Regions from separate parts of the Homo sapiens genome. Here all the other regions are linked to region 3. The links are chromatin loops, found by intact Hi-C in ENCODE. Cell type or tissue: ascending aorta. All regions are shown on one strand. Region 1 overlaps LOC105370108 (a long non-coding RNA gene). Region 2 has its middle 28 kb from the start of LINC00424. Region 3 overlaps LINC00540 (long intergenic non-protein coding RNA 540).

Region 1 (8,000 bases), 170 kb after region 3:
CTTTTCACTTTTACATTCACCAGGTTACCATCTTGCTAAAATCAGATGACTCTTTACCTAAAAAACAAATCAAACTTGGCATCCTTCTCCTAAAGCTGCAGTTGTTGCTGGTGTTTTGATGGGGCGGTGGTTTGGGTAATGAAACAGGGAGAGGTCAAACATTCACACACCAAGAGTGATGACCTATTGGAATAACAGGAAGTGAAAACAAACTCAATTGCACTGGGGAGAGCACATCAGCAAAGGGGAACCGGAGGCCTCGAGGAGCATGCAGGCCAAGGCTCCGCTTCTTAGTCCATCCCTCCTTTGACTCTGATTTCATCACCTTGCCATCTGATCCTCCTGGTTGATTTCAATTAATTTCCAAGGATGAGAAAACTCACACTTCATTCCAATGCCTGAGAACACCCGAGTGACTGATTTATGGAGACTGTTGTTAGAAAGACAAACAATGACTTGAAATGGCCAAAGAGTTAGTGACTTGCACAATGGTTTATGGTGACCTCAGATGTGGGAGAAGGTTTCAGTTCTTACATTCAGGGTTGAATTACCACCACTACCAAAATAGCTGGGGAAATTTCTTTCCATGATGTCAGGCCAATAAGCAGTGTTTCTAAAGGAAACGAGTCACTGTGGTCTTCACTTCCCCTTCACTTAACCAAGGAGGGGGTTAAAATACAAAACATAGAGGTGTTAGGACTGGCGGCACGTTTTGTTATTTTTCCAGAATGCATCTCTTAGTTTTTGTACTCTGCGATTTTCTTTTTTTTTTTTTTTTTTTTTGATACAGGGCCTCACTGTGTCACCCAGTCTGGAGTACAGTAGCATGATCATGGCTCACTGTAGCCTCAACTACCCAGGTTCAAACAATCCCACCTCAGCCCCACAGGGAGCTGGGACTATAAATGTTTGCCACCATGCCCAGCTAATTTTTTTTATTTTTATTTTTTATTTTTATTTTTTGTAGACACAGAATCTCGCTATGTTGCCCAGGCTGGTTTTGAACTCCTGGCCTCAAGCAGTCTTCCTGCCTCAGCCACCCAAAGTGCTGGGATTACAAGCATGAGCTATATGCCATTTTCTAAAGGTTTTCTGTTTCTTTTTCTGTAACAAGTCTGACTTTGTTAAACGTGGCTCATTCAGTCCTTTCTCAAACTTAAAGTGTCATGTAACTTCTGTGACTTCTACTCTTGAGTTCACCACCTTTCTTACCTCCAAATACCCACCCACAAACGGAAAAACAAACAAACAAACAAACAAAAAACAGTGACCTCAGCAACACAAAAACACAAATTGAAAGGCTCCTGTCCTGAATGTAAAGATGTATAATCACTTACCAAAATAATTCAACATTTAGTAAAGCATCTCTATCTATGAAAACCCATTGAGAAAGAATGTTTAAAATGATGTCTCTAATAATTCCTTTTTTTTTAGTTCTTCAGTTTTAAGCTCAAAACAGAGAAAATGCTAAGAGCTCGCATTTCAATTACAATCTCCTAGGGACACAGAGGTATTGGAGTCAGTCTCTCATATCATCAGAACCTGAGAGAATCGTGGAGAGTTAAGTGAAGATGTGCACCAAACCAATCATACAGGAACACAAGGAGAAAAATATTTCTAAGACGCAGAAAAAAATTCAAATGATAACAATTATTTTTCTAAGAGAGAAAACATCCACAAAATGCATTTCAATCTGCCCAGTGAATGATTTTAGCATTGTCAGTAGTCTCTACACATGACTAACTTAGAACAACAGAAGTAATTCTGAGTAAAGAGGAATCAGAATAAGTTTTATATTTCAACAACCCCACTGCTCTACGTGAATTCCTGTTGATGGAACCACTTCACCGACAACATTTACTGCCAGGCAGAGAGGGGGCAAATTCTTACATAGCACGCTCAAAAGGTAAGATGCATCGGGGACTGGGAGTAGATGAGTCAGGCTTTGGGAGAAAAGTCACAGAAGCTAAGCTTGGACATGCACTTGGAGGTTAGATCTTAGTGCTTGCTCCTTCGCTGCTTGTGCAGGGGTGACCTACGTCCAATGTTAGGAAGGTGCCAAAGACCAGGGGTTTTATATAATCCATGAGGTAAGTCAACACCCTACTGGCCCTATCACTAATAATTATTACATTCTGACTTCCACAACTCAATACTTACATAGAAAAGTCTAACCCTTACGAATGCGGGTTTGACCCACTATCCTTTGCCCGCATTCCTTTAAGTCAGGACATTGAGTTCTTTTAGTTTCCTCTCTGTTGATAATTAACTGTTATTGTTGTCATCCCAGTCATGTCTAAGAATGCCTATTCTTGGAAAACCAACAGCTATTATCCCCTCCTGTGAGAGGGCACAGAGAGGGAAGCTTTCCGTTTTGTTACTCACTCCATCAGCTGCGGCTCATTCAGGCAGCAGGTCAAATCAGGAGTGTCAGGACAGGTGAGCCCAGGTGACAGGGAAGCACACAGAGGGTCTCCAACTCAGCCTCAGCCAGGAAAGATTTCCTTGTGGCCACACATACATCCTTATCCATGCGGGGTCCTTGTCAGCAATTCCTGGCTGATCCACTACAGAGAGATGCTAAGGTGCATGCACGGCGATTGTCAATGCTGCCTGCAGAATAAGACATAGGAAATCCTACAAAATTCACAAACACAGGTCAAGTGCTCCTATCTAAGCAAAAAGCCAAGCCATTTTTTTACAACATGAATAAATCCTAGAGAATAAGATGCCTAACATTTCGCTGGGTTTTGTTTTCTTTTGCTTTGCATACTAATGAATAAGTATAATTTTTAATATTTAAAATACAATATGACTATTATATATTCATAGAAATTTTAAAAAGGTTAAAGAATAAAAATACTAAATAAGTGTTTACTGTGCTTGCACTAAGTGTGGAAATAATAATTTCTAGAAGAGACAAGGTAGGTTGATTGAACAGAAGATAGTATGAGGACTAACTAGTGTGACTTTTTTCCTCCTAGACAAAGTTTGGTATATTATAAATGGCTCAAAGAAAAAAGTTTAAAAGAGGCTTGTCTGGGTCACTAAACATTAATACTTACAGGATACAAGAAAATGTCTTGCCTCAATTTTAAGTAATTATCCTGCGTTTTGTGTCTACTATTTCATTAAGCCTGTGTGAAACGCATAATTACGATGCAGGTGAGCTTGCTATACCAGCGTTAGCATGAAAGTCTCCGTCAAGTTTCTGAGAGGTCCCCGAGGGCAGAACCAGGACACACTCCTTCTTGTGCATACCACTCCCAGCCCAGTGCCTACACCGCCACATGCATTCCACAAAGGATCCTGGAATTCGTTATGGAGAAATGTCCTCATCCTGTCAATGTCAGTTTCATTTTTGAAGGGAAGAGTGGTAGCTCCCGGTAACAGTTTCCTCTGGCCAACGCTTTTGATAAGACCCCAACGTCTCTCTATAGGATCATCTTATTAGGTTCCTGGACGGATCCCAAACTCCAGTCTCATCACCTCCAACTCCCAATCCATTCCAATACATCTGTTGATGTCTCTCCCTCCTATTCAGAAAAAACACCAAATTCCCTTACATGCCCTGGAGAATCACTGCTTTTTATGAGTAGAGGATGGCTTTCAAGAACAATGCTCTCCTGGGTGAGATAACACATTGACCTGACATCAAGTGAGGGGGCAGGGAAGGTGACTGGAGAACATCCTAACAATCGTCAAACGGAACTAACTTGGTTCCACCAGTTGTGCTGGAGACATACGTTGCTGGTACTTGCTAAATATGACTTAAGGGAGGCCATTGATTTGGAGTGAGCTCCGAAACTACGCCTCAACAGATCACACCAAAATGGAGTCACTCAGGCTAAAGTTTCATGCCACCAAACAGAAATGAAAGTGTTTATCTGGCCTTCTGAGAAATCAGGAGAGATAACAGCCAAATTTCTAAGGAAGCCACTTTCAGCCAGCATGATAAGGAAATCCCCTCTGCTTTAACCCTTTGGAGAAAAGCAACCTGAAATCACCAGATGTTAGCCCACCTGCTTTTTGTATTATGCCATTTCCTTGCTCCTGCTCAAGCAGCCTTATAGAAACCAACTGTCATGCCCAGTGCAGCACCCGTCTAAATCTTTAGATGGGCTATGACTAATAACAGTCAACTCAATCTGTCAACTCCATTTGTTGAAATTTTGCTTTTGGACACGCCGTAGAGATGAAGTGAAATGTGGATTAGGTAAGAAAGACACCCAGAGAAAGGGGACCCTTGGTAGTCCCTAAGGCTAGCCCAGGCGTGAAACACTGTGTATCCACAGCCAGGCAGAAGAAGAGCCTACAAATCACCAGGACTCAGAGGACGCTGAGATGTCCTGCAGGGCAGAGGGGACAGCTTCCGCAAGACATGCACGGTGAACACCCCAAAGGAGCCCAGCAGCTGTGCCCCGTGCCTGGTCAGGGGCAGTGTTTCAGGGTTCCAGGCTCTTGCTGCCCCTCCCACAGGCCAGGATGCTTGCTGCAGGCACATCTCTGCTGCTCCCCACAACTGCACCTCCATGAAGCCTTGTCTAGCAGAAGTGCCTTAGCAATCACTCAAAATATTTCTTCAGAATGTCCTTATAAAAGTACATGTCTCTGGGTGAAACAATTTAAAATTAGTAAAGTCAATATTTAATTTGGACCTAGTTGGGAAATACGGAATTTTCCATGGAGAATCAGAACTGTCACCAGGATACGGTGAATTGGAACCACAGCCCTGGTTCCTGCATGTTGAGAAGACAGCTGCTGGGCTCCAGGGTGATTCAGGGTAGGGACCGCAGTGGCCCTACCAGCCAATGGCTCTAGCCAAGACCTTGGCTAGACAATCACTCTGCAAACATCATCCCCACCACCGCATGTTCCTCCTAATCTGACTCAGCCCGGGCTCTGCCTGCCAGCCCCCGCCCCAGCTCCAGGCTGCTCTTTTCCACTGTAGGATGGCCTTGGATGTTTGTGTTTCCTTTTTTGTTCATATAAGAATATTTAGGGTGTGGAGGACACACAGTTTTCTTTGACCTGTGACACACAGCCTCCCAGGAAGGGTCTTGGATGCTCCACTACACTCCGTCATCCAAGACAACACTGAAAAGACTCCCAGATCTTTCTGTGAGTGAGAAAAGAGACCAGCCCAGCCCCATCAAGCCCCCAGAATGAAAGAAAAAGACCCTGCCACGATGGACTCTCCTCCTCTTAGTCTAGCTAAAGGCTTGTCAACCCTTTGATCTTTCCAAAAAATCAACTCGTGGTTTTGATTTTCTCTATAATTTTTTATTCTCTATTTTACTTCTCTACACTCTAATCTTTATTTTCTTCCCTGTGCTGGTTTGAGGTTTAATTTGCTCCTCTTTTCCTAGTTCCTTAAGGTGTATGACTAGGTTATTACATTGAGGTTTTCATTTTTCTTTAATGTATGCATGCACAGCGATCAATTTCCCTGTGAGCACTTCTTCTAATGCATCCCGTAAGTTTTAGTATGCTGTGTTGACTTCCCTCTTTATCCATAAAAATAATCACACTACCCTGGGGACCACAGAAGGTGTAAAGCAATACAAGTGGTCATTGAGCTTTGATTTTCCTATTCAGAACAGGTTAATCTACTTGTAAATTGAGTTATTCTTTTGCCTAAAGGATAAGCTATTTTTGCTAATCAAATTTTGGTCCAAAAAGAGACATTTTTTCTGGCTCTTTTTCAAGATCTGTGGCCCATCAGAGTAGATCAGTATGAAGGATGGCATAGACCAGAGGTTAATGAATTTGTGGGAAAGATTTCCAAAGTTGGAGAACACACTTTACAGTAACCAGAAAGAATTGGATGAATCTCTGCTTTCTATCACCCAGGACCATTCCCAGTTCCAAATCTTGTTGCAGGGGTCTGCCCACCCTGTCTCTCATGAAAGGCCACCTCTCCATACTGCCCAGCCCCTCTGTCAGCTGGTATCAAAAACTGGCCCCATTTCAGAGGACTGTCCATCAAGTTACATACAGTCTGGGACATGGATGATTTAACAGGTGAGCGTGATCCAGGGGTGCTGAGCAGAATGGAGCCTACTTTCCTAAACAGACGTCAAACTAATGTCCTGGCCTCCTGCAGTTACAAAAGCTCCCTTACAGCACAACTAACTCAGCCCAGAAAACTTCCCAGGTGATTTGAGTTGGATGCAAGTTTGCCCCTTACTTCCAGGCCTCCATTGTTTTGGAATGTTGCTATGCATTATTAAACAGCGGCCACATTTTGTCCAAGAGGTGGCTGCATTTCAATGGCGGTGAAGTAATGCCTGTTTATATGTGCGCTTGCAAAGGGTTTTGGAACACTTTGACATGAAAAGCATCTTACAATACATCATTAGTGATTTCTAACAATCACTAATTGAGAAGTATGAAGGCTCTCTCCCAATACATATTCTTTGAAAGGTGATAGTCAACCAGAAACAGCTTCTGATGGGTTCTCTGCTTTTATCCAGTTGATTGGAGTGCAGTTGAGAATGTCAGTTTAATGGTGAAACAAATCTTAATTTCTTGGAATGCGTATCTGATGAGACAAGACCAAAAAAATAACAGTGAAGCTGAACAACCATCTACATATTTAGCTGCCTGGAACAGTGGGAGCCAGCATGCTAGAAAATAACTTGTATTTTACTCAGACACATAGCTTTTGTGATCATTATTTGCTGGTAAGCCCAACTGATTGTGAAAATCAAACTATTTCCTTCAGAACACTGGCCAAAAAAATATTGCTAAACTTGGCCCCTTAGTACACAATCAAAAGCTACAGATTGCCTAATCACATATTGTATTTTGATAGCTCATTTCTTCTGAGGGGATAAAGTTATTTCACAGGCAGCAATCCCGAGTATTATTAAAATTGTTTTACAAATGGAGAAACTAAAGTAAAGAGAAATTGAGTCATTCACTCAGGATCTCGGCTGAGTCACAGCAAATCTAAGAAAAGAAGCCCTTTCTCCTCACTCTGTTCACTTGTCCCCTTCAAGCTCTGTGTCCTCAGGCAAAATAGCTCCTTGGCTTTATTTTGAATAAATTATCAGATTTAGGTCAATTCAAAATTTTATTATGAAGTAAAAAGAAAAAAGAAAGAAAAAAACATACAAACTCACCAAAAATCAGCAGATTAAGCCTTTGATAAAATGTGACTGAAATGCTCTCCCAGAAACAGACAGGAAACAGTATCACATAGAGACATTCCTTTTGATGTTAAGGTCACTCAGCCTCTCCATCAGTCCTAACTGAGCAAATTCCCTGACTTCCCATTTTCACAAATTCCTTAATCTTTAATCCGCGTTCATTTTCTTCAAAGCATAAATGTGCATAGTCTTCCTAATAAAGTTAAGAAGCACAGTTCTGAAGTTCTTCGAAACCAAAAACAGACTATCTTTAAAGACTGCCAAATACTGGGGGCTTAAATCTGCACCCCATTTACAAATGCAATGAAAGGCAGTAGGGAAAACACAACAGTGCAAAAACACAATTTTCCATGCAATTTACAAATGGTTAGTTTTGCATAGATCTGCTATGCTCCTTCCTTATCACATCTCTGTATCTCTTACCCTCACCCACAACTCTGCAAGCTGCAATTTGAGAGTTCTCAAACCAACACTGGGTTCACGCCAACTTACAAACTTTATATTTGCTTAGCAAACATCAAAGGATGAATAATGTGTTGTCATTCCCTGACCTTACAAGAAGGTTGAATATAAAATAACAACCTTGGTCACCGTGTAGAATGACAGCACTGAAGCAGCTTACCCCTTGGCCTGGATTCTTGCCTTCTTCGTCTAAAGGGAACAGGCTGTTGCTTTGCACAGGGTGGGCACTCCACGCATATTGATTCTTTCATTCTCCTGACAAGGCGGGCAGCAAAAGCAAGAAAGGCAAAGGGACTAGGAATGCACGAAACTGAGCTCAAGTACTGGCCTGCTCCTCAGAACCAGCTGTGTGGACCTGGGCTCAGCACCTCACCTTTCCAACTT
Region 2 (8,000 bases), 430 kb after region 3:
ATGGCCCTTTTACAATTGACCTATTAAATAAGAATAAAAGATCAGCACTACAGAGTGAAGACACCTGTAACAGAAGATCCAGGCTGGAAGAGGCACAGAGTGGCAGCTCCGAGTCATGTTAAAAGCACAGGATCTAAGAGAGACTACCTGGATTTGAACCCAGGCTCCACTGCTAACCAGCTGCCACCTGCACAAGCCAAGTGCCTCCATAAACCCCAGCTTTCTCATCTGGAAAATAAGGATCACATTGGCTGCTACTTAGTGGGGCAGCTTTAAGGATTAAATAATGGAAGTATGTAAAGTGCTTACTTAGCACATTGAAAGAGGCCTAGTAATTACTCAATAAATGTTAGCTGTTATAATTACTATTTTTATTAAAGAAGTTGAGTATAAACCTTAACTCTAAGCTTTCTACAAGCTAGACTAAGCAAAAAGGTAACTCAAGTAGTTACACAGATCCCACTACTTAGGATGCATGGATGAACAAAGGGATGGATGGACAGGAAGGAGAGAGATGGGAAGGAGAAAATGAGAGAGGGAAAGAAATTCTTTACTAGTTTGAAGGTAGCTACATATTTTTCCAAGTTCTGAATTCTAAAACAGTTTTTACTTGGTTCTATAAATAGTGGACCTGAATCCATAAAATAGATATCTGGCACAATGTAATCAGAAACTCCAGTTTTCTTTATTTTTTTATTTTTTATTTATTTATTTATTTTTTTTTTTGAGACGGGGTCTTGCTCTTTCGCCCAGGCTGGAGTGCAGTGGCGCCATCTCGGCTCACGGCAAACTCCGCCTCCCGGGATCATGCCATTCTCCTGCCTCAGCCTCCTGGCTAATTTTTTGTATTTTTAGTAGAGACGGGATTTCACCGTGTTAGCCAGGATGGTCTCGATTTCCTGACCTCGTGATCCGCCCGCCTCGGCCTCCCAAAGTGCTGGGATTACAGGCATGAGCAGAAACTCCAATTTTCTATCCCACTGAACTTCACTCCAAAGAAACCCGAGGCCCTGATCAATGTTGTATGCTCACTGAGACACATACACACGATCAGCCATGGCAGATATTTCATTAGAGGTTCTGTGAGGGCTGCATAGCTTGGTACCAAATATCAGCAAGAAGACTAAACATCACGGCTTTTTCCTAATGTATTCTTCATTAGTAGAAAAGGATTTTCAGTAAGTGGCAAAATCACAAGGGATTAACATTTGAAAGGCCACTGACTTTCCAACCTCCTCCCCAGAAAGTATCGAATCTTGGAATTTTATTCTTCCTTGGTTTTTCCATTGGCTTAATCACTCTAGCACTGCATACAAGAAAAAAGAATTCCTTTGAACAGGTGCCCTATTTATGAAGACATTTATAGCCACCATAAAAATATAGGAAAATGATTATTCTTCTTCCCCTTTTCACTTTTTTCTGCTAAAGAGGTAGAACAATAAATTGCATCTGAATTGCACATCCTGGTATATTTACCTTGCCCAGATCTTCCCAGATGTACAAAAAACAAAGTTGTATTTTTTCCCTATATTTCTGCTGCAATTCTAATATGTTTCCCCAAGGCTGACTCTGACTTTGAATTTATAGAGAGTCTTTCAAAGGACCAATAATAATAATGAATTGTTGTATTCGGGGAGGCTCTGTGCTTAATTTCATGCTCATAAATTAATACTGCTGATTTTAAAAGACTGCAAGCAGGTATTATCTTTATAGTATATTGAAGACCTTAAATGCTTTCTATTGTTATGAGGAAAGCCTGATGAACTTACTTCTTTCATTAGCAGTTATTTTCTTCACAATTATTTCTATCTTATAAAATCTAAGGACTTCCTAGTATTTTTATATTGAAGACTCTATAGGTGTTAAGGAGAGGTGCATTAAAAATCCCAAGACATTCTATGTGCTACAAAAAAAATGAAAGGAAACAGAAAACTTACTTGAATTATCTTGACATGAAAGCAAAATTCTTAAAATTCTATCTACCCTCTTGGCATCCCCACACAAAGATCCTGCAGAAACTGGAAACTTGTAGGAGCCATGACTAATCCTGGCAAAGCAAGTTATGAACTGCCTCTGCAAAATGACCCCTGTTCTGCCAGGAACATTTGCATTGCATCTAGAATGTGAAATCTGGGTACTCTATATCATCGCATTCCCAGCCCTTTCTTCTTGTGTCTGTACTTAGTGAAGTCTCTCAATGCAGAGAACAAGGAAATTTACATTCTTTTTGGAAGAAGGTTCAGATGGAGCCAGAGTCTTGGGCCCAAGACACTCTTCAAAGAGGTTAATTAATGACGGGAAGAAGAAAGAGGTGTGTTGTATATAATAGGGGCAAAATCTTCTGAGGTCTCTTGGCTAAGAATTCCACAGAAAATGTAGGCAATCACTTTCTCCACTCTGTCCTGACCTCCCAACTCCTCTCCTGTGTCCTCCTCCCAGGAAGTCTAGGGTGTCAAAAAGGAGCCTGTATCTTGTCTAGAAAAACTCAAAGGCAGCCATCCCAAACACAAATAATATGAAATAAATCTTATAAAAGAGATGGTGAGAAATGACACCTTGGTTTAGCCTAGGCTGAGAAACCTAGAAAGACTGTTTGGAGTGAAGCAAACACCAGCTGGGAAGCACAGTTCAGGCCGAGGGCCTGACCCTGAGTTCAGAGATGGAGGAGCAGGGCAAAGTATGTGTTCTGTTTTGTAACCTTAATTTTTATGGCTATCTGCTGGTGGGCTGTTTCGCCTGGTTCTGTTCTATTTCAACATCCATTTATGTTCCACCGCTAGTTCTTTAATAAACACATTTTTTACTCTACCTTGCCAAGCAGGAGTCCTCAATGCTGGAAGCACCCCAATAGTCGTAGGAGGTCTCTTCTACCTGATTTGGGGAGCAAAGGTGTCTGCCGGTAGCCCTTTCATTTGCTCCTCTGCAGCACCCTGTAACTCCCGGCGTGCTTCGATCCCTGGTACAGACCAAAGCCTGCTGCACCTGAAAGAACCCTGGCCCCGTCTCACCCCTGAATGCACTGGATATGATCTTGTGGTGAAAGAATCCACCTTGTTTTCCAAAGCCAAAAATGAAACAAACCAATTTTACTAGCAATTCATACTCAATATTTTCCATCTCTGAGTCTGTAAACTAGAACAGAGGGATTTAAGACCTACAAGAAAAGAAAAGAAAGTTGCTCAGAGAGAAATGTAAGAAAAGGTGAGTGATGCCATCCAAACAGCCATGAAGAGATGACAGTCATTACCCAGGGACTCCAATGATGGAGTTCGGGAGGCAGCCTGGGGTGGAGAAGAAAGTGAATGGCTCAGGTTTCAGGCCAAGGTGGGTGTGCATCTTGGCTCTGTCACTTACTAGCAGCATAAGGAGATCAAAGTGACCCAGCCTCTCCCAGCCTCAGTTTTCTCATTTGTGCAACAGTGGTAGCAGTGCCTACCCCAACATTCTTGTCAGAATCCCATGCCAGCATGTAGCACATGGAGTGTGCTAGAACACACATGGCACTTCTAGCAGGGTGCTGGCACGGCTAGAAGCAGCCCTACAGGAGTGGCTTTCATTACCCTCAAGTGGTTTAGGCCACAATAACCCAGTGTGCTCAAACTTCCTCATCTTTTGCAGACAGCCTTCCCATACCACGACCCTAAACGTGGTACAAGAACATGTCCTGATATTTTAAACAACATTTGCCATAAAACCAAACCTCCATGCATTTCCACACGAGTGGCTAGATAATATGATAAATCATCTACAGAAATGCAGGATTCTTGGTGACTCATTTAAAAATAGAAAATGTTTTATGCTGTTATCTACCAATGGAATGAAATCTGCATGCCTATGGTCTCAACAAACTAGCGTGATGGAGGGAGGCGCTAGATCACGCCAAATGAATTTTTATCAAATATTAATCCAAATTCATAAGCAGGATTGTTAATTAGAGATGCAATCCAGTGCCAACTTTTACTGGGGACTATATTTCACAAATTCTCCTACATCTGACTTGGGGAAAATCTGACTTTGAGCAAACGCTCAGCCTGGTGAGTGCTTCTTGAACATTACAACGGTCTAATAATAGAAAAAGGTTTCCCGTAGATAGAGTTAAAATCAGCACATTCATTCAAGCACACACAGTAACGAAAAGTAGAGGCAAAGTCAGAGCATGAAAAGTAAGATATAGGGACTTTTCTCCCTCACATGTTGAACTTTAAAATTAAGACAGTGATGCCTATATGGGTAATAGATAAAACCTCCAAACTTGAGGCAGCCTGGTCTTCAAAGTCCAGAAAATTGTTTGCAGACTTGTCTCAGCCATGAATACAAGTTTTGGCTTACACATCTAGGGTGAATAAGGGATCCAATAAATGAGAATGTTCCAGTATTTTCCCTCTGTGAACAGAAACTTTATGAAAAATTAGTGTTCTAGAAAAACAAGAGGTGCCTAAGGGGTTTCTAGCTTTGGTGGGCACAGAGAGAGCACACTAGACACTCTAAGAATGTACCAGGAGATGCCCAGAAAGGAGGTCAAGAAGGCAGTGACAGAAACACAGAAATAGAGACAGAAATCAGAGACAGCCATAAAAAAAAAGAAAGTTATAGGAACACAGTTCAAAAGATGAAGGTCAACTCATCACACCTCACTGGCCCTGAACTCCCTTGACAGCATCTATTTGCAAAGTTGTACTAACAGGACACTGGAGCATAGGAGGAGATTTGGGGGAAGCCTTGCACGTGGTAATGAGCCATTCCCTCTACTGGCTGAGCTAATGAACTGCACCACTCATTTCCATGTATCACATTAAAGAACAGGTTTGGGACCTAGAGAGAGAGAGAAAGGGAGAGAGGAAAAGAGAGAGGGCACGCAATAATACTCAAAATGTGGTTCATTTCTGGGGATTTAAGATTAGTTCCCATTACCAATCTCTCTTAATTTATTTTCTTGGTTTGAAAATGGAAACAAAACATGAGTTCAAGTAGACACACAATGTACCCACCAACCATATGACTTTCCCCTCCCCCCCACACACCCCAATTCCTTCTCATTTATTATTTTTAGAAGTTGTTCTCACCTTCTTAGTGGATACACTTAAATTCAGTTAAGCCTCAATATAATTTTAAATGTTTTATTCCACATCAGACATGCAGCAAACATAGCCCCCTTGCAACTTACCCAGGAATCAGATGGATTCAGACTAAAGGTTTTCAAGGAAGATGTTTCAAGGACCTGTATTTAAAATACAGTGTCTTCTCCCAAAAGGTAGGAGTGCCAGCTATAGCACTGCGGGGGGCTTGTCACAGCCAAAATCACTCCAGTATTGAAATAATCAGGGCCAGGTCTAGTGGCTCACACCTATAATCCCAGCACCTTGGGAAGCCAAGACCGGTGGATCATTTGAAGTCAGGAGTTCAAGACCAGCGTGGCCGAGATGGTGAAACCTTGTCCCCACTAAAAATACAAAAATTAGCCTGGTGTGATGGTGGGTGCCTGTAATCCCAGCTACTTGGGAGGCTGAGGCACGAGAATTGTTTAAGCCCAAGAGACGGAGTTTGCAGTGAGCAGAGATCGTGCCACTGCACTCCAGCCTGGGTGACAGAGTGAGACGCTGACGCAAAAAGAAAGAAAGAAAGAAAGAAGAAGAAAGAAAGAAAGAAAGAAAGAAAGAAAGAAAGAAAGAAAGAAAGAAAGAGAGAAAGAAAAAGAAAGAAAGAGTGAATCGGCATCTGAGACGGCATTCCAGGATGGCCCTGACCGGTCTCCTGCACCACAGGCCAGATGCTCGCTGTCACGGTTTGGCAAAGGTGGGATCTGACCAAAACGGGTAAGATGCTCATCTTTCCTTCCCTCAAAGGAGTTGCAGTGAATTCATTTCTTTCTGAGTTCAGAAATACCTTCTCTGCATCACTTGAGACATGCTATTTACACTCTTACTAATATAAAAAAAATTCTTTATCTTTATTTTACATAGTAACTTGTAGCTCTTAACATAAGCTCAGGGAAATAATGAGAAGATGGACTTGATGATTCTAACCATATACAAGGTGATTGTGAACGGGAAGGCTGCGATGCTGCACCGTGGCACACACCTCCAAGACAACTTTGAGCTGCATGGAGAAAACTATCTGGGATGATATCATAGCAGCTACTTCCATTAAAGAAAATGCAATCTGGTTGACATTTAAGTAAGGCTTGAATTTACTTCAATCTGAGTTTCTCCTTTGGGTTGATAAAAGGCACTGTAAGAAACTACATGTAATTAACATTTCAGTCAATAAAATATAAATGTCAGTATTGGAGGAAAAGCTGTGGTTGGAAATACTAAGATAAAGATGTGGTCGCCCGGGCGCAGTGGCTCAAGCCTTGTAATCCCAGCACTTTGGGAGGCCGAGGCGGGTGGATGACGAGGTCAGGAGATCGAGACCATCCTGGCTAACACGGTGAAACCCCGTCTCTACTAAAAATACAAAAAATTAGCCGGGCGCGGTGGTGGGCGCCTAAAGTCCCAGCTACTCGGGAGGCTGAGGCAGGAGAATGGCATGAATCCGGGAGGCGGAGCTTGCAGTGAGCCAAGATCGCGCCACTGCACTCCAGCCTGGGAAAAAGAGCGAGACTCCGTCTCAGAAACAAAAACAACAAAAAAAAATGTGGTCAATTGACAGATATTTAAATATGTAATGTGTCCCAGGGACCATGAGCCATCAAAATGACTACACTCGCTCCTACATGAGCCACAGCTCTATTCATATAGTCAAGAGGTAGACACCACACAAATGCCCATGGATGGATAAACAGATGCAGAAAACATCGTACCGAATAGAAAACAGTTTCCTCCTACTGTCCTCACACCACTCTCAATACTTCCAGAACACCTCCCTTCTGACACCACACTCAACACGGATCACGCCTGTGACCAGATGTGTGGGGTGTTTTTCCTCACCAAGCAATTCTCTGACACCAGCAGCTCCTACAATTTAACTCGCGTCTGACGCCGTCTACGTACACTATCTACATGGAGACAGTGCAGCACCCACAGGTTGAGAGCTGGGTTCCGCAACACTATCCCCACTTCAGAGTCCAGTCAGGTCACTTGAGCTTCTGACCCGCCAGCTGTAAAGCACGTGTTCTCGTGACCCCCTTCTCAGATTCCGTCATTTACTAGAGTGACTCACAGAACTCAGGAAAACTCTTGATTACATTTACCCATTAATTATAAAGGATACAACTTGGAAACGGCCAAATGGGAGAGCGCGAGGTGCGGGGAAGGGGCGGGGAATTTCCACGCCCCTCCCAGCGCCTCCGTGTGTTCAGCAACCCTGAAGCTCTCCAAACCTGTCCTTTGGGGGGTTTATGGAAGCTTCATTGCATACAACAATTGATTACATCATTGGCCATTAGTGCTCAGCCCAAACTTCAGCCCCCTCCCCTCCCCAGAGCAGCAGGCAGGCACTGGGCTAAAAGTCCCACCCCTCTAATCTCGTGGTGGGTTCCCCTGCCTACCAGCACCCCCAACACAAGGCTATTCAGCCACCCAGTCATCTCATTAGCATAGGAAAAGACACCACCTCAGAGATTTCAAAGGTTTTAGGAGCTGTGCTCCAGGAAACGGGGACAGAGACCAAATGTCTATTTCTTATTATTTCACAAGTATTTACAATGGAATATTATCCAGCCTTAAAAAAAGAAAGTAATCCTACCATTTGCAACAACATGAATGAACCTGGAAGACATTAAGCTAAGTGAAATAAGCCAGTATCAGAAAGACAAATCTTGCATGATTCCACTTATATGGGGTGTCTAAAATAGTCAAACTGACAGAAGCAGAGAATAGAATGGTGGTTGCCAGGGGCTAGAGGGGGGAGGAAATGGGAAGCTGTTGTTCAATGGCTGTAAAGTTGTAGTTATGCAAGATGAGTAAGTTCTAGAGATCTGCTGTACATCCTAGTGCCCATAGTTAACAATACGGCACTGTGCACTTAAAAATGTGCTAAAATGGTGGATTTCATGTTAT
Region 3 (8,000 bases):
TAATAAAACAAGCTTCCTATTCAGAGACATTTACACAGAACTAGATTTACTAAATATTAAAACATATTATAAAGCTATAATGATTAAAAGTGGTACAAGAATTGTTAAAGAGATCAATGGAACAGAATAAGAAAGTCCAGAAATAAGCCAGGAACGGTGGCTCACACCTGTAATCCCAGCACTTTGGGAGGCTGAGGTGGATGGATCATGAGGTCAGGAGATCAAGACCATCCTGGCTAACACAGTGAAACCCCGTCTCTACTAAAAATACAAAAAATTAGCCAGGCGTGGTGGTGGGCACCTGTAGTCCCAGCTACTCGGGAGGCTGAGGCAGGAGAATGGCATGAACCTGGGAGGCGGAGCTTGCAGTGAGCCAAGATCGCACCACTGCACTCTAGCCTAGGCAACACAGCGAGACTCTGTCTCAAAGAAAAAAAAAAGAAAGCCCATAAATATAACCTTGTTGTTTTTAGCACATTTTTCATTAAATTTATTTCAAGGTACTTTATCATTTGTATGGGATTGTAAATTGGGTCTTCTCTTGCTGTATAGATTCTGTATATATTCTGCATATTCATTTTGAGTGCCTCTAATTTATGGAAGAGTTTTTCAGTTAATTGTCTAGACTATTTGAAGATATGCTACTATACAATTTGCCAACAAATAAAATTGTACCCTTCCTTTTTTCAATTTTCAGTTTTTAAACTTTATTCTCTTGTCACATTGCATTGGCTTATAGCTCCAGAAAAGTGCTAAAGACCAGAGACAGCAAACACCCTGGTCCTATCTCTTATTTTAATGGGAATGTTTCTAACATTTTTTTCTTGCTAGTCATAATACTATCTTTAGCATTATTATAAATATATTTTATCGTGTCAATGAAGAATTCATCTACACTTGTTTTATAACAAATTTTCTTTTTATTAAGATTGGCTATTACTTATTCCTTTGTAATATCTGGGGAGATTAGCATATAATTTTTATGCTTAAATTCATTAATGTGGATGAGAATAGATTTATAAATATTAAATAGGCTTGCATTCCTGAAATAAACACATTGATCATGGTATTTTTTAATGTTATGGAATCCTATATGTTAACATTGTATTTGTTTTCATATTATTATTTATAAATCATATTGGACTCGCCCATTTTTAATGGATATTGGTTTTGTGGTCAGTGTGAAAAGGACTCCCTGGCAGGGCGCTTGGCCTCCCCACTGAACCCAGTTGTCCCCAGATGGAAGAAGAGAGTCCCTTCACACCTGCAGAAACAGGATCACTGCCCTGGCCCTGGCCCTAGGTGTCGGCCCTTGGCATAACTCTTGTTCAATCCTTGATAGCTGGTGCTCCAGCCCACCTGGTGTTTTCAGTAGGATTCCCATTGGATCCAAGGAGAAATGGGCCTATCTGGGCTGCCTTCTGCCAGGCCTGGGGTTCTCTTTCTTGTTAGGTTAGATGCCTGGATAAGACACAGGACACTGGCTCTGCGTTGTCCCTCACCCGTATGGATCCCTCATCAGTCCCCACCTTCCTCTTCCTTTTTTTGGTACCCTCCTTTGGTTGTCTCTTAGGTTATTTCCAGAGTTTAAAGTTGTATTTAGCAGGGAGGAGCAGGAAGAGAGGACTTGTTCAGACCTCAAGTTCGCAGTTAACTGAATAGATACTAGATGAAATCGCAGCATTCATAATAGTGATGTCATTAATACCAATCTCAGTGACTGCAGATTTCAGGACAAAAAAAACAAAACATGTCCTTTGCCTAACCCTTCAGTACACTTATTTTTAAAGTGGGCCTCCATTTTGTAAAGCTGGCGTCAACAGAATGATCAGAGATGTGCGCAGCTTCCACTTGTTTCTAAACATTCGTGAATTTGGCTTCTTGTCTTATTTTATTTTTTCCCCCCAACACCTCTGTGTCATCACAGTGAACACATATGGCTTTTTTCTTTTCTAGTAAACAACTAAAGATTTTCTACCCCCATTTCTTTCTCCCGTATCTCTTTTCTGCTAACATGATATCCCATAATAATTTTGATAATGTGATGTCACAATGGCCTCCTCATCTCATTGAGGCTCTATAAACTCCATTAATCTTCTATTCCTACAAACACCAGATCCTTCGTAACAAGCTCTAAGATGTAGGCTTCAGCATCACACAGGTGTTTTGATACTTGACAGTACTTAGAAGAATTGGGCCACCAATTATCCTGGAAATCTGGGCATATTTTGGTACAATTTTTGAGCCATGTAGAAGGTTCACAACTGTATACTTTAGGGTGAGATGTATGAAGACAAGTGGAGCTTCCTTGTTTCTTGGGGCTGATCCAGTTTCTCAGTTTGTCAAACTTAGTCTGATCCAATAATTCAAATATTTCCTTAAGGAAATTCTGGGTGTTCTATATCTTTTGCTCTTCTCCAAGGTAACTTCCAGGCCTTTTAGGTGAGCCTGTTGCAGTCTGGCTGTGGCATGAGTGCCAGAGAGCAGGGCCCTACAAATGCATAGCATTCTGCAATCTCCCCTGTGCTCTAGGTGAGCTGCCCCCCTGCCTTGAGCCCACAGCACTGCAGTGTGCCTAACTCCACAGCCATCCAGGCATCGTGATGGCACTTCTTTCCAAAATCCTTGGTCTCAGCCACCTGCCTCATCCCTGAAGAATTTGCAAACTGCAGCCTTGGTCTCAAGCCTAGGAGTTTTGACTCCTTCATCATTTTCTGCAGGGACTTTAAAAATCTCCTGCACACCACACACAGGCTGTGGGACCAGGAGCCTGCCTCAGTCCTGTTTGTTTTGCCTCCTCTTTCGGCCAACCACACATCATGCTGGATGCCAACTGACCCCAGCTTCTCCTGGGAGAAACAGCTTTCCAGCTACAGTACTTCTCCTGGAATGTCCTTGGGGTTTTGCCCTACCTCTAGCTAAAACTCTCCCACTCCCAACCCCACTGGGGTTCTATCCATGAAAGGAGAGATAGGATGCACACTGACTTTTCTACCTTAGCACTTTCTTTTTTATTTCTTCCATCACCTTCCCGGCCAGGAAAATGGGGCACTCTTATTTCTCCTTGCATTTCCTCAATCTCATACTCCCTCCCTTCTTCATATGGAATTCAATCTCTGGGACCCTTATTCTCTGGGACTCACTCTTGTGTCAGGAGAAGTCCCCCTATCAATAAAGGAGTACAAATCAGTGATTTTCAAAGTATTATACCTGTAATACACAAAGACACTTACTGACCTATTTTGTCCTCTCTGTTTGAAGCACATTCTTCATCACATCTTGCTCACTAGAGAATGCTATCAGCAAAAATCTTCAGCTCATGTAATATTGATTGGGGTGGATGAAGGTGTATGTGTGCATTTCAACTTTAAGACAAGTGAGAATTAATAACCAGATAAAATTAGCAACATCGAGTCTAGTAATAACACATACCACATTGTCATTTCCTGCCAGAGGAACACTGGAGGCATGTTCAAACATTTATCACTATTTAGTATCCAGTTTTCATGAAGTATTTTACTGTCATCCCTAATTAATTCTACCTTTCAACAAGAAGCTTGGGATTGGCTGCTATTGTTATTCTACTCTTATATGTCAGGGAACTGAAGCAGAGGTTAATTAAATGACTTACTCTTATACCCATAGGCTACGTTGGCAAGGCTGTGTCTTAACAGGGTTGCTGGCACAGATGGCCCAAAAGATGGAAATTTAAGTAACCCTGTTCCAGCAGGGGGCACCAGCTACATTACAAATTTGGGTACACCCTAGTATTCTGCTGGTTCAAAATCTTACAAGATGGTATACCCAAGAAAAGTATAGACTCCAAGTGTTGTGAAGAGGACACCGTTCCCTAGTATCCCTCGCACCGAATACAGTTCTTGGGATATAGACAGACTAACAAATCAATAGTCATCTTCCTAGCATGTTTTAAACAGTTCAAGACAGGAGTTCTTACTCCCAAAGTTCAACCCATGATGATTTCTATAATCTTATAATCACAGTTATACTTTCATTCCTTTCGGTCTTAAGAATTTGAAGGCCTCATTTTTAAAACCCTGTAATAAAAATCTCTTGGAAAGGCAACTCCATTAATGGAAATGCTCCGGTCAGTGCTTACGGAATTGGAGAAGCGCAAAGCATAAGAAGGAAGAGTGTGTGGTTACAGGATGGGCAAGACGGTCTCCAAGAAAGTGATGCAGGGACACCACCAATCAACTGACTTCCTGCGTCACGCTCTTATTTAGAGTTATGTCTTCTAGATTTAGTGAGTTCTAAACTCTTGCCTCTTTATATATCCCTTAGGTGATACAGTTTAAAGAAAAGCACTTAGGCAGAATTTAGTTCTAATTTTGGGTCCATTGTGAGCCACAGGAAGCAGTTTAAAATTTTCATTGAAAAGAAGGTGTTTTCAAACAGCCAGAAAAGTTCCCTTTAATTTTTCATATCTATTTGCCTAAATAGATACAATGAACTCATCCAGTGTCAAATCAGTAATATGAGTACGAATTATTTGAAGATCTTATTAAAATGCAGATTCTGGTTTTGTAGGCCTAGGGAGGGGTCTGAGATTCCTCATTTCTCACCAGCTCCCACTGTTGTTGGTCCCTATGGAACATATACTGAGTAGCAAGAAGCTAGATGACAAAACAGGATCCATCTTCCTCAGCTTTCAGAGATGGATTGTGCAGAAAGCAGTCTAGAATTCATTAAGATACCCTCTGCCTCTCCACATCAAAGAGGCCATTTCAAAAAAGGGTGTCACATAAGCAAAATGCTTTAAACTCCAAGTGAAAGACGATCTCCAATGAAGGAGTTACTCCTGGTTCTTCTAGATGAGGGAAGCACAAAAGTTCCTAGAGACATAGAAAGACCCTGTCTTTTAAACCTTCTATATTCTTTGCAGTAAAATCAAGATGTAAAAGTTGAGACCTCTACTTCTTTGGGAGGATTGCTTTTAACCTAGAAAACAACACAGCAGTTGTTCAGCATTTTGTTTTAAAGGTGTACTAATAGAAATAGCCTCCAAGTGCATTGCACCAAATTGATGCAAGATCTACATTGAAATTTTTATGTTGACTAATTCCTTATAAAAACAGAATTGATATATTATTGGTCTAGAGGCAGGTGAGGGGGAAGAGGGTAGAAAGTGCTCTGGATGGGGAAGAGGAAGAAAACACTTATTAAGTGATACATACAGCGTGTTAGACAATGTATTATAAACTTGGTGTTCCTAATAGTCCAATGAGTAAATAATACTAGCTTCATTTTACAAGTAAAGAAACTGAGATTTAAGAAAGTTAATCATCTAGTTCAAGTTTGCACAACTATTGGAAGCAGTAAAGCCTGCACCAGCATCGGCCTCACCCTGTTAAAACACAGATGGCTAGGCCCGCCCCTGGAGTTTCTGATTGAGTGGGTCTTGGGTGAAGCCCAAGAACCTGCCTTTCAAAGGAGCTCCCAGTGATGCAGAGGCTGCCCGTCTGGGGACCACAGTAAGAGCCGCAGCTGGTTCTAGGCCAGGTGGTTCCACGGATGAGATCAAGCTTTGTGGATCTCAGGAAACATGGATGCACTTAGAAGAACAATGTTAAAAACCTGGATCCTAAACAGAGTGGCCCAGGAAGAATCCAATTTAAGCCACTATGCATGCTATTGTGTTTGAAGACATTATTTGTAATACACTTTAATGGAAAACAAGGAAAGAAAAATCAGAAATTCTCTTTGGCATCATTTTCTGTATTTTTACTGTTGATAACAAAGAAATCAAAAAATAAATGTTATATGATACACACAAACACACACACGTCTATCTTCAGAAAAGAAACATACATATATTTGGAAGGAGTTGTAGTTTTTCATTTTCCATGTGAAAAATTGAGGATATTCTTCTCCAGCTTGATTGTTAACCATCAACTAATTTCTCGCTACCCTCATACAGTACAAAACAACGTGGAGAATTTTTATGAGGCAAAATTTATACCAAAAACTCCCCTCCATCTCTCCTCCATATTGTGAATGAGACCCTACAGTGACGAAGACTCCTTTTCTATCTTTCTAGATTCCTGAGGCATATTTCCGAATTTGGAGTCAGTCTATTTGACAAGTAGAGGCACATCTCTACCACGGGGCCCCCATCTGTGGGTGTGCATGCGTTTCAGCCATGAGAGTGACAGAGGCCAGAACACGTGGCTAGACTCTCGCCAAGTCCATCAGACCGTTGTTAAGAGGGCTGGAAGAGCCAAACCACAGCACCATCAATGCTGTGATTTATGCTTTGAAAACACTCCAAGTGGAGCAGCCACACATTTATCAATACTAATGCAGGAACTGCATCTGTGAGAAAAATAAGAAAAACAGACAAACAAAAGGGGTAGTAGTGCTTACACTCTGTAAAGGAAGGGTGTCCCGTAGTTTAATAACCTTTTCTATCCCAACTAAACCCTATCTCAGCATATCTTTTTAAAAAGTGGTGATTTCTCCTGAGCAATAAGCAATCTAGACCAAAATCTCCTTGATGATAAGAGGCCATTTCTGATATACTTTGGTTTTCCTACTTTCTGAACTGGCTCAGATGTGCTTACAGGTTGCAGAGGCAGTGCAGAAGTCAAACACAACCTTGGATGCGTCATCGCTTCTGGCTCTGCAGGCCCTCTCTGGACCAGTGTTTTCTGCTGTCCTTCCTTCTGTGCCTACTTGTGTCCCTTTGCTGGGAACTGACTCATCCAGAGCCTTTGGATTTGCACTTGATGCCTGGGTCTGGACTCTGCTTTTGTTCCTAGGCATTGTCTCCAGTTCTCTCTCTTCCTTTCCAAATGCTACGGCCAGCTCTGCCCACTGGGGATCCCTGCATGGCTCCTAGAACCCTGGTACTGATGCAATCACTGGCCAAGTGGCCCAAATGGAAAAGTGGGTGAGGGGAGACTTCAGACGCTCACACAGCACCTAATAAGTAACTGCACAACGAGGGTTTCATAAGGGATGGAGGAAGAAAGGAAGGAAGGAAGGAAGGAAGGAAGGAAGGAAGGAAAAGAGGATGGGAACACAGGGTGCAATGAGGAAGGGTACTCTAGCCTGCCTGGGCAGGTCACCAGCAAATGTCTATAGAAAGCCCAGAAGCAAGTGGGGCCACAGGCCTCAGAGCTGATGTCCACGTGATTCCTTTATTCTCTTTCCACCACTGATCTCAAATTACAGTTCCTGTGCAGATATTTAATAAACTTCTAGAAGTATGTTAATAAAATCTTCATACTTTCATACTCCCTAATATGCCTTTCATTCCATTCTATTTCAAGAAAGCCATTATGTTTTAGTAATTTTACTCAGATAGGTCTTCATGAAGATACATATTTTTCTTAATGGAAGATGTTTTTGAAAGCTTTTCTTCTCTTCTACCTCCATTCGCAGTCACTTTAGAACCAAAAAAAAGAAAAGCTAAGTTGAGGAATCTCCCAGTTCTTCTATTTGCTTTTGAATGGCAAAAGTTCCCCAGTTCTTATCAGAATAGCTCATCCGTTCACCTATTAATCACAGGAGGACCACTGAATGTCCAGATTGCTGCAGGCCACCTCCTACGACACAGAAGATCCTTCTGTGAAGAAGCATAAACGAACAATTTTGACTCATCGTCCATTCTAAAGGAAACAGCACAAACAAAAAGTGCGTGTGTCCATTATGGAGAAATCCGTAATTTTATTCTCAGCAATCCAACTCTGTTGAATCCTGTGGAGTACATGGAAAAAAGATAGGATCATTGGAAATGCTACAAAGAGTTTTCGAAATGAAATTTTAGCTCAGGCTTTGACACTTACCACACATGTACTTTTTTAAAAAGCTGCATGACATGATGTTACAATTAAAAAGAAAACATCAAAACATGTTGTCACATGCAAATATAAAACAATGGGCCGTGTCTTAGAGCATCTGCTTCAAGTTAACTACAGATGTGAAATGTTGATAGAAATTATTATCATTGGTGGGTGTTTTGTACTTTACATTATATC

Evidence for each region. Hi-C counts contacts between places; a loop is a spot of excess contacts. Peaks named below come from ENCODE experiments on the same cell type or tissue, not always from the same donor. Only the 100,000 strongest peaks of a DNase experiment are listed, where the experiment ranks them.
Region 1: it touches region 3 in a loop (2.3-fold over the local background); 5 of 110 quality-filtered maps call a loop at or near these places.
Region 2: a loop joins it to region 3, with 2.3 times the contacts of the local background. A loop is called at or near these places in 14 of 110 quality-filtered maps.

The regions. Positions count from the first base shown.
Region 1 is chr13:22,107,411-22,115,410 of GRCh38, reverse strand. The region is part of intron 3 of LOC105370108 (a long non-coding RNA gene); the gene reads right to left. It also overlaps the pseudogene MTND3P1. Among named protein-coding and RNA genes, the nearest start is that of LINC00540, 99 kb to the left of the region's middle. RefSeq lists enhancers at 218-557, 4,339-4,398. In ascending aorta, no CTCF peak of the experiment used is centred here; DNase peaks (open chromatin) are centred at 256, 4,425, 4,820 and 6,607; H3K4me3 peaks cover 408 bases; H3K27ac peaks cover 6,745 bases.
Region 2 is chr13:21,846,288-21,854,287 of GRCh38, reverse strand. No RefSeq gene overlaps it. Among named protein-coding and RNA genes, the nearest start is that of LINC00424, 28 kb to the left of the region's middle. In ascending aorta, a CTCF peak has its summit at 4,746 (motif pointing left); no DNase peak of the experiment used is centred here.
Region 3 is chr13:22,274,242-22,282,241 of GRCh38, reverse strand. It overlaps LINC00540 (long intergenic non-protein coding RNA 540), which reads right to left. Exons shown (of 2, transcript NR_103810.1): 2 at 5,721-7,719. Among named protein-coding and RNA genes, the nearest start is that of LINC00540, 68 kb to the right of the region's middle. In ascending aorta, a CTCF peak has its summit at 3,736 (motif pointing right); a DNase peak (open chromatin) is centred at 3,711; H3K27ac peaks cover 874 bases.